Linked DNA regions of Homo sapiens: region 1 is linked to region 2. Evidence: chromatin contacts called from ENCODE Hi-C or POLR2A ChIA-PET data. All regions are on one chromosome and are shown on one strand. The core of a region is the stretch at or near the end of the contact, and the rest is flanking DNA. Distances in the headings are between cores, read along the strand shown. Region 1 has its middle 11 kb from the start of LINC02525. Region 2 holds the start of NQO2 (N-ribosyldihydronicotinamide:quinone dehydrogenase 2).

Region 1 (4,793 bases), core at 2,294-4,793, 210 kb before region 2:
AGGTTGAATCATATGAAATTGCTGGGGCTTTTGGAGAAAACCATAGGTTTCTATTAGTGTGGCCCCACTTGCAGTCTCAAGCAGAGGAGACTGGGAAAATACGGATTTCTCAGGTCTCCCACTCTTCCTACTTCTTCCGGGTTCTCCTGATGATTCATCTGCAGGGCGGAGCTTCTGAGTCTACACCCGGCTCCTCTAACCCTCAAGTGCCTACTCATCACCTGGGGATCTAGTTAAATGCAGATTCTGGCTTAGTTGGTCTAGGGCGGGGCCAGAGATTCTACATTTCCACCAAGTTCCCAGCTGATGCCGCTGCTGCCTGATCGTGCTGCGAGGAGCAGAGCTCTAGCATGTCGTCAGCAGGCCTTTGACTCATCCTAGCTCCAGAGATCCCAGAAGTCGCCCTTTCCCTTGCAGCCCCGGTAAATTAAAAACAGAATGAAACAAAGCTGCAGCAGGGCAGCAGCATCTGTGTCAAATTCCCCCACCCCACCTGTCTGGAGAGTTTCATAGGTGACACTTTTCGCTGCAGGCCCATTAAGCCTATTAAAAGGGATCTTTTTCCCTTTCCTTTCTTCACTGACCATTTGTTCAACAGATATTTACTGAGCACCCACCATTGACAGATACTACACTAAGAAGAGAGATTCCAATCTATGCTTTGTACTGCAGCCAGGGTGATTATCAGAATTGAAAACCTGATCCTGTTATTTCACTTCTTAAACTCTCATTTCCCTGAAGTATAAAGTGCAAGTGTCCTAATACAATGCTGAATACCCTCTGAAAGCAGACTTCTACCCTGATTGACAGTCACCCTACCTCTAGCCCTACCCAGTACCTGAAAGCTTCCCCTGCTCCCTGCTGACCAGCCCCCAAGCTTGGGCTCCTGCTCTCTCTCTCTCTCTCTCTCTCTCTCTACCTCACTCTTCCGAGCCTGCCCTTGCCACCTCATCCATCACTCATCCTTTTCAAGATAAAGCTCCCCACCACGCCGTTCAGGGAGTCTTCTCGGAACCGAGGTGGATTTCCTAAGCCCCCTTGGTTCTGACAACTTTACATAGAAATTCTGTCAGTTCCTTTCTCCACAAAACTTTAAGTTTCTCAGACATAGAGAAATGTCTCAGTCATTTCCCCATCAGCCAGTTTTGGCGGAGCTGCATTTCGGTCTAAGCGCTATGCTGCCTGGTAGGAATTCCTTCTTGCCTGCAAGTTTTCCCGTCTCAGAGGTTCATGGCCCCGACCTGCTTCCAGTCATTAGTGTTGGCTCCCAAGCAGCTGGCAAAGGGCTGGGTCACAGATTGCTGAGGGATGGAAAAGGATCCAGGGCAAATGTGCGTCATCCGTGGTATGCAATGTTTTACAGCTCAGCTATGGAGACAGAATCAGTAACAGCCCATCAGGAAAGGGTGAGGAGAATACCAAGGAAGCAAGAGAAGGACAGGAGGAAGGGTCACTGATGTCTCCCGAGAACCACGGTACCCTTAGAAATGCAGTGTGCTGGGGAACCTTAGATACACTCCCACCCTGAAATTCTCTCAACTGTGGATATAATGAGATGAAAAGGGAATCCAAACTCTTTGCAGCTTCTAAAACGAGTCCCATCTTGCTTCGCCTAATGTTTGGAAGGGCTAATCTTCCCTAATTTGGCAGCTGTTGCAACCATTTCACTTTCGTGTCACTGAATTGCTAAAAATCTTTCTTTTCTTTGACACAGAGTCTTGCTCTGTCGCCCAGGCTGGAGTGCAGTGTTGTGATCTCAGCTCACTGCAACCTCCACCTCCCGGGTTCAAGTGATTCTCCTGCCTCAGCCTCCCAAGTAGCTAGTAGCATGTGCCACCACGCCCAGCTAAATTTTGCATTTTTAGTAGAGATGGGATTTCACCACATTGGCCAGGCTGGTCTTGAACTCCTGACCCCAGGTGATCCACCCATCTTGGCCTCCCAAAGTGCTAGGATTACAGGCATGAGCCACTGTGCCCAGCCAAACCTTCTTTCTTTTATGAGAGAAGAGTTTGAGAAAATATTTGACTTTTTTGTTCTTCTCTTGAAATCCCAACCTCTGTTACAAATCACACACATACACACACACACACACACACACGCACCCAAGCACACACACAGCAACACTAAACAAAGACATTTTTCTTTTTTTAATTTTATTTAAGAGTAAGGGTCTCACTCTGTCATCCAGGCTGGAGTGCCGTGGTGCCATCACAGTTCACTGCAGCCTCAATCTCCTGGGCTCAAGTGATCCTCCTCCTGTCTCAGCCTCCCAAGTAGCTGGGACTACAGGTATGCACCACCACACCTAGCTAATTTAAAAAAAAAATTGTAGAGACAGGGTCTCCCTATGTTTCCCAGGCTGGTCTTGAATTCCTGGGCTCAAGCAATCCTCCCACCTTGCCCTCCCAGTGTTGGGATTACAGGTGTGAGCCACCATGCCTGGCTCCTAAGACATTTCTCTAGGTTATAAAATGGAACCAGCAAAATTGTAACATAATGAAGACTTGAAGTCATCGACTTTGAAGTGCAAACATATAAACTTCCATGAAACCATCTCTCCAGGGTCATGATCAAGAAGAAATATGTGCAGTGTGTTCTGGTGTCGAGAGGGGCAGGGAAGGGAGACTATTAAACCTACTTTTGATGTTTTGGTATTGCATTGCTTTTGTAATTCAAATGCCTGAAAGGAAGAATGATCTTTTAATCCCACTGGCAACAGTGGAGAGACGTGTGTCCTTCAGCATCTCCAGGCATATTTGACATCTGCCTCATCCACTGGCCTGTCATCTCTTTGGCTCCTGAGCTCTTTGCCTTGTTCCCCCGACCCTTGGCCCCCATTACAAACACGTTGGCAGTCACTCTATCTGGGTAAAGCCAATGGCACATTAGAAGGCAGTTCTGATTTTGAAGAGGGTGCTAACATGGCATTAGAGTATTTTAGTCCATTCAGGCTGCTATAACAAAATACCCTAGGCTGAGTGACTTATAAACAACAGAAATTCACTTCTTATGGTTCTGGAGGCTGGAAGTCTGAGATCAGGGTGCCAGCATGGTCGGGTCCTGGTGAGGGCGCTCTTCTAGGTTGCAGATGGCCACCTTCTCCTTGTGTCCTCACATGGTAGAAAGACCCGGAAAAGAGAGTTCCCAGGTTTCTGTTTTATAAAGACACTAATCCCATTTATGAGGGTTCCACCCCCATGATCTAATCACCTTCCAAAGACCCTATCTCCTAAGACTATCACTTTGGAGGTTAGGATTTAAACATATGTATTTCGGGGGGATACAACATTCAGTCTATAACATAGAGTGATGGCTTGCAAAGGAAAATCTGGTGATGATGGGAAGGACAGACAAGAAGGGCCAGGAACTGAAATCAGGGAGACTAACTGGTTCAATCAGTTTTCTAGGTCATGTGTGAATCATCGTGGTGGCTGCGCTGGGCTAGCACATTCAGCATATGCTTCATTAACACAACACATTTTCTTAAGACTCCCACGGTGGCCAACTTAAGGAAAAAAGTGAAACCCAATAGTCTGAAGCTCATAGTGTGCATAGCAGACATGACGCAATGTGGAGTGAAAGCTGCCTAAGGAAAGAATTGAACACAATGTTGTAATCCCCATAGGGCCTAAACACTGGCAGTATGGGAAGACTGGCTGGTGCTTCTCTCCTTCCTCTATATGTCACCAAGCAAGAACCTCTGGACTAGCCTCTAAGTTAGGGGACAGGGCAGGAATGGATTTGTGGACTCCCAAATCTGATTAAAATAAGAGCCAGAGGCGGGTCATGGTGGCTCACGCCTGTAATCCCAGCACTTTGGGAGGCCAAGGCAGGTGGATCACCTGAGGTCAGGAGTTCGAGACCACCCTGGCCAACATGGTGAAACCCCTTCCCTACTAAAAACACAAAAATTAGCTGGGCTTGGTAGCAGGTGCCTGTAATCCCAGCTATTTGGAAGGCTGAGGCAGGAGAATTGCTTGAACCCAGGAGGCAGAGGTTGCAGCAAGCCAAAATCCCACCATTGCACTCTAACTGGGCAACAAGAGCAAGGCTCCATCAAAAAAAAAGGCCGGGCACGGTGGCTCATGCCTGTAATCCCAGCACTTTGGGCTACTAAAAATACAAAATTAGCCAGGCATGGTGGCACATGCCTGTAATCCCAGCTACTCAGGAGGCTGAGGCAGGAGAATCACTTGAACCTGGGAGGCGGAGGTTGTGGTGAGCCAAGATCGCAACACTACACTCCAGCCTGGGGAACAAGAGCAACACTCCATCTCAGAAAAGAAAAAAAAAAAAAAAGAAAGAAAGAAAAGAAATAAGAGCCAGAGTCAAGGTCAAGCCATTGTCAGGCAGACCATGGAGAAGACAGTGCAGCCTGTAGTCCAGACGTTATCCAGAGACTCCAGGGCCTAGGAACTACGACTGCATCTTTGGTAATCTCTGGGTCCCTGGAGGGCTTGCCAGCCTCGACTCCAGCCTTGGAAGTTATGTTAGCACCGCCAGCCACGGTGGCAAGTCTGGAGTTGCTGAGGTGTCAGCTAGGCTCTTCAAATTTGATCTAGACCCTATTTGGAGGGTGGGTGTGCCTGAAGATGTATATTTTACTCCCTTTTCTCCTCACGCTCACTTTAAAATCTACCCACATATTTACCATTTCCAGTGATCTTTGCTATTTTGTGTAGATCTGAGTTTTACTCTGGTTTCATTTTTCTTTAGCCTGAAGAAGTTCCTTTAACATTTATTGTAGTAAGATCTGCTGGCGATAAATTAAGTCATGATTATCTTCAAAC
Region 2 (4,329 bases), core at 1,620-4,119:
GTTCAAAAAAAAAAAGAGTGGATGGTGGTAGATGCAGTCAGGGAGGTGGGAGGGGTCTGACCTGACCCCTCCTAGGGTAGGGGTGAGGATTTTATTCTAAGCCTGACAGAAAGCCCTTGGAGCCTCTTAAGCTGGAGAGTAATATGGAATGATCGCCAGTTGTGGTGGCTCACACCTGTAATCCCAGCATTTTGGGGGGCCGAGGTGGGGGGATCACCTGAGGTCAGGAGTTTGAAACCAGCCTGGTCAATGTGGCAAAACACCATCTCTACTAAAAAATACAAAAATTATCCGGGTATGGTGGCATGTGCCTGTAGTCCCAGCTACTTGGGAGGCTGAGGCAGGAGAATCACTTGAACCTGGGAGGTGGAGGTTGCAGTGAGTCAAGATTGTGCCATTGCACTCCAGCCTGGGCAACAGAGCAAGACTCTGTCTCAAAAAAGAAAAAGAAAATAGAGTGATATGAAATGATTTACCTTTGTAAATGTTGCCAGTGTTTCTGCAGACTGGGGGAACACCTTATCCTGATTCCCAAAGTGATTGCCCGAAATCATGTTGTTTGTATGAAATGCTTCATTTTCACTCCTCTAGACAGGGCATCCATTCTTCAGTGTCCCCAGCTCACCACTCCCTTTTGTATTCCTTGGCCCAGTTTACATGTTTACATCATATGGCTGGTGGCATGTGAGTTTGTGACTTCTGTCTCCATCCCCCTAGCGGTTAAGAATAAGAATCTGAGGTCCAAGAGCTGAGTGACTAACTCAGCTCTATTTGAGTGACTCAGCTCTATTTTCTATACTATTTGAAATAGTGGGGAAAGACTCCAACACAGGCTCTTGACTTGCAGTTGTGTCACTGTTCACTTGACCCCAGGCACTTCCCTTGGCACCCCATCCACAGCAGTGACAGTTCTCTCCCTTTTTAGAAACTATGCACCTACCCAGGCCTACAGGAAAAAAGAGCCATGTGGTTATTAAACTGTATATACCAGGTCAAGTGGGCTCTGATATTTTTGACGTGTACATTATTTAATTTTAAGAAGTTATTTTATAATGTTTTCACTTTTTTTCCTGTGCCTCTTTCCATGTGGACAGTCCCCGTGCTGGGCATTCTAACAGACAACATCTCACAGTGTATTCAGTGTGTATTCATGCGGCAGCTAAACCATTGCCTGCATACCCTTTTGTGCCCATTTTCCTATTTCTGGGACCTTAGGTTATTTCCATTTTTTTCCCAAAACTATAAACAGCACAGCTAGAAGTATATATTATTTAATACTTGTTCCTTTTCATGTATTTCTTTGGCTGTGATCTTCGGAGATTAAAGGTTAAACTGATTTATTTTTTCAGAGATTAAAGGTTAAAGAAGCTGATTTTTGGCCGGGCGCAGTGGTTCATTAATCCCAGCACTCTGGGAGGCCGAGGCAGGCGGATCACCTGAGGTCAGGAGTTTGAGACCAGCCTGACTAATATGGTGAAACTCCATTTCTACTAAAAATACCAAAAATTAGCTGGGTGTAGTGGCACGCACCTGTAATCCCAGCTACTCGGGAGACTGAGGCAGGAGAATAGCTTGAACCCGGGAGGCAGAGGTTGCAGTGAGCTGAGATTGTGCCATTGCACTCCAGCTTGGGCAATAAGAGTGAAACTCCATCTCAAAAAAAAAAAAAAAAGAAAAAGAAAGGAAGAAGAATGAGTTCAAGACCAGCCTGGCCAATATGGTGAAACTCCCACCTGTACTAAAAATACAAAAATTAGCCGGGCATGGTGGCAGGCGCCTGTAATCCCAGCTACTCAAGGGGCTGAGGGGGGAGAATCGCTTGAACCTGGAAGGCAGAGGTTGCAGTGAGCTGAGATTGCCCCACTGCACTCCAGCCTGGGCAACAGAGTGAGACTCTTCTAAAAAAAAAAGAAAAAAGAAAAAGAGGGCCGGGAGCAGTGGCTCACGCCTGCAATCCCAGCACTTTGGGAGGCCCAGGCGGGCGGATCACGAGGTCAGGAGTTTGAGACCAGCCTGACCAACATGAAACCCGTCTCTACTAAACATACAAAAAATTAGCCAGGCGTGGTGGCACGCCCCTATAATCCCAGGTACTCGGGAGGCTGAGGCAGGAGAATTGCTTGAACCCGGGAGGCGGAGGTTGCAGTGAGCCGAAATCGTGCCACTGCACTCCAGCCTGGGCGACAGAGTGAGACTCCGTCTCGGGGAAAAAAAAAAAAGCTGATTTTTTTTTTTCCCAGAGAGATTATAGGTTAGAGAAGCTGATTTTTCATTTTTTCCACAGTGCCACAATGTCCTTGACAAAGGCAGCGCAAACCAGTGGTTCAGCCGCGCCTTCAGGGCAGCGCTGGGCAGCGCACGGGCCTAAACCCCGGTACCCCCTTTACAGACTGACCTTGGGCCCGCTGATTCCTACTTGTAATATGACTATGATACCAGCACCCGCTCCATAGGGTTGAGGGCAGATTCCACCAGACGATTCGACACCGGGACCCTGCGTGTGGGCGCGTTCCGTGAGAGCCAAGCACGATCCTATGTACAGAATGGTCCCTGGCCCGGGCGCGACGACCCACAGGGCCATATGGCCGGCCAGCTGAAATCCCTGAGAGCGTTCTGGCCGTCCAGTCCGGGAACTGTCCTTCCCAAGTCCCCCGGTCCCCGACAGGGGATCACTCACCTTCCGACCAGCGCACTCCCCAGTAGGAGCCGCAGGACTGGGACCCGCGTCTCCCCAAGGACCGCTCTAGGAGTTGCGCCAGGTTCCGGCCGCACTGGACCGCGCACTCGCTGACGCCTGGAGGGCGGGAGCGCTGCGACTGCGCCCCCGGGGACCACGGACCGGTGCCAACCTAAGCAGCCCGGAACCTGCCCCGCGCCGCGGGACTGCAGGCCTCTTTACGCAGCGCGCCTACCACGCCGAGGCCCCGCCCACTCACCCGCCCCGCCCGTGAGCCCCGCCCACACCCCGCCCCGCCCCCGAGCCCCGCCCACTCCCCGCCCCGGCGGTGCGGTGCCTCGCTCCGCGCCCGTCCGCGCCCAGGCCCCGCCTCCACAGCGGCGTCCCGCCCCACCCACACCTCGCCTCGGCCCCTAAGCTCCGCCCACTCCCCGCCCCTGAGGTCCATCTGGGGCCTCGCCCGGCGATCTGGGACTGGGGAGGACCCTGCTGACTTCCAGGCAGGTGGAAACTGGATTGATAGAAATCCAGCGCGGGGAGGCTGTGCTGAGAGGAGGGACGCCCCTGCCCTGCGCCTCCCGCTCCCCATCTCTGGCTGGTATCCCGGTTACAGAATGAGGGTCCGTGGTGCAACAGAAAGAATGAGCCACTGATACACTCATCAGCTTGCTCGGATCTCCCGGGGAGTTACGCTGGTGAGAGAAACCAGTCCCAAAGGTCACTCACCGACGGCGCCGCTGGTGTACTGGTATTATGCAAGATGCCCTCGCAAAGGTCACGCACGGATGGTTCATTTATCCAAAGACCAAAGGAGAGAAATGCAGGACTCATTAGCAGTGCCCAGGAGATAGGGGGGCGGGTGGGTGTGGCTATAAAAACGCAACCCGGGGGGTGCCTGTGAAGGAAATCTGCGTCCCGCGGAACGCAACACGCTGTTGGGATACTGGATTGTCCTTTGTGAGATGCCACTATCGGGGGAAACCGGATGGCTTCACAGAAAAAGTTCGTTTAAAGGAAAATGGTTTAAGGCCAAGGAAATACCTAGAAAACGGAAAGTCTTGAAACCAGAGCCGGTGGGGAGTTATGGGGGGCGGTGCTGGTGAACAGTTTGGGCCGACTTTTTCCAGCGCTTGCTGGCTTCTGCCACCTCATTTGGCAGTCACCTGCCACTGTGACCTCCCCAAGTCCCTTCTCCAAACTCAATTCCTTGATTTCTGGTGTCCCGGGATGGCCCCACTCCAACAATAGAGCAGAAGGAAGGAAGGTTTCCCCTGTGTTTAGAACGTTCCTAACGAAAATAACTGCAACTCTTGATTGTACCTCCTGAGGGTCGTTGGGACTTTCCCTCTCAGACATTTATTGGTTCATTCATTCGTTCATTTTGCTGTAACTCACAGTGGCCCTCCCCATCCTAAGGTGCACTGCTGGGATTGGTCTATGTGCTGATGATGTTCTCCTTGTCTTCAGAGGTGAGAATGTGCCCTCCCTCCGAGATGCCCTCTTGCCCCTGAGCTCCCCAGCAGGGAATAGGCTGCCTTGTCTTGTGAGTCCAGATCCTGGGAACAACTTTCATTTAGGAATGGAACAGCAGGTCCTGGGAGCATTGGCGCCTGCGCGCCCATCATGCGCGTGTGTGATGCAACATCACCACC

The links. A loop is a pair of places that touch in the nucleus more often than their neighbours do. ChIA-PET counts read pairs that join two places held with the same protein, here RNA polymerase II (POLR2A). Pooled maps may share reads with other maps.
Region 1: a map of mammary epithelial cell shows a loop between it and region 2 (7-fold over the local background). The contact joins the enhancer-like site here to the promoter of NQO2 in region 2. A Hi-C loop is called at or near these places in 2 of 168 maps with a recorded cell type or tissue (MCF 10A and mammary epithelial cell) and 10 of 50 pooled maps. POLR2A ChIA-PET finds 5 or more read pairs at or near these places in 3 of 52 experiments (Caco-2, H1 and HCT116).

What each region holds. Positions count from the first base shown.
Region 1 is chr6:3,204,806-3,209,598 of GRCh38, reverse strand. No RefSeq gene overlaps it. Among named protein-coding and RNA genes, the nearest start is that of LINC02525, 11 kb to the right of the region's middle. RefSeq lists enhancers at 20-109, 110-404, 1-551. Within about 2 kb of position 3,543, at least 2 of the 41 ENCODE cell types and tissues checked have a DNase peak (open chromatin) inside an H3K27ac peak, as active enhancers do; they include mammary epithelial cell, where a contact is called at or near this core.
Region 2 is chr6:2,998,434-3,002,762 of GRCh38, reverse strand. NQO2 (N-ribosyldihydronicotinamide:quinone dehydrogenase 2) reads right to left here and starts at 2,869. Exons shown (of 7, transcript NM_000904.6): 1 at 2,678-2,869. NQO2-AS1 (NQO2 antisense RNA 1) reads left to right here and starts at 3,088. Exons shown (of 2, transcript NR_186367.1): 1 at 3,088-3,372. RefSeq lists a silencer at 2,871-3,120.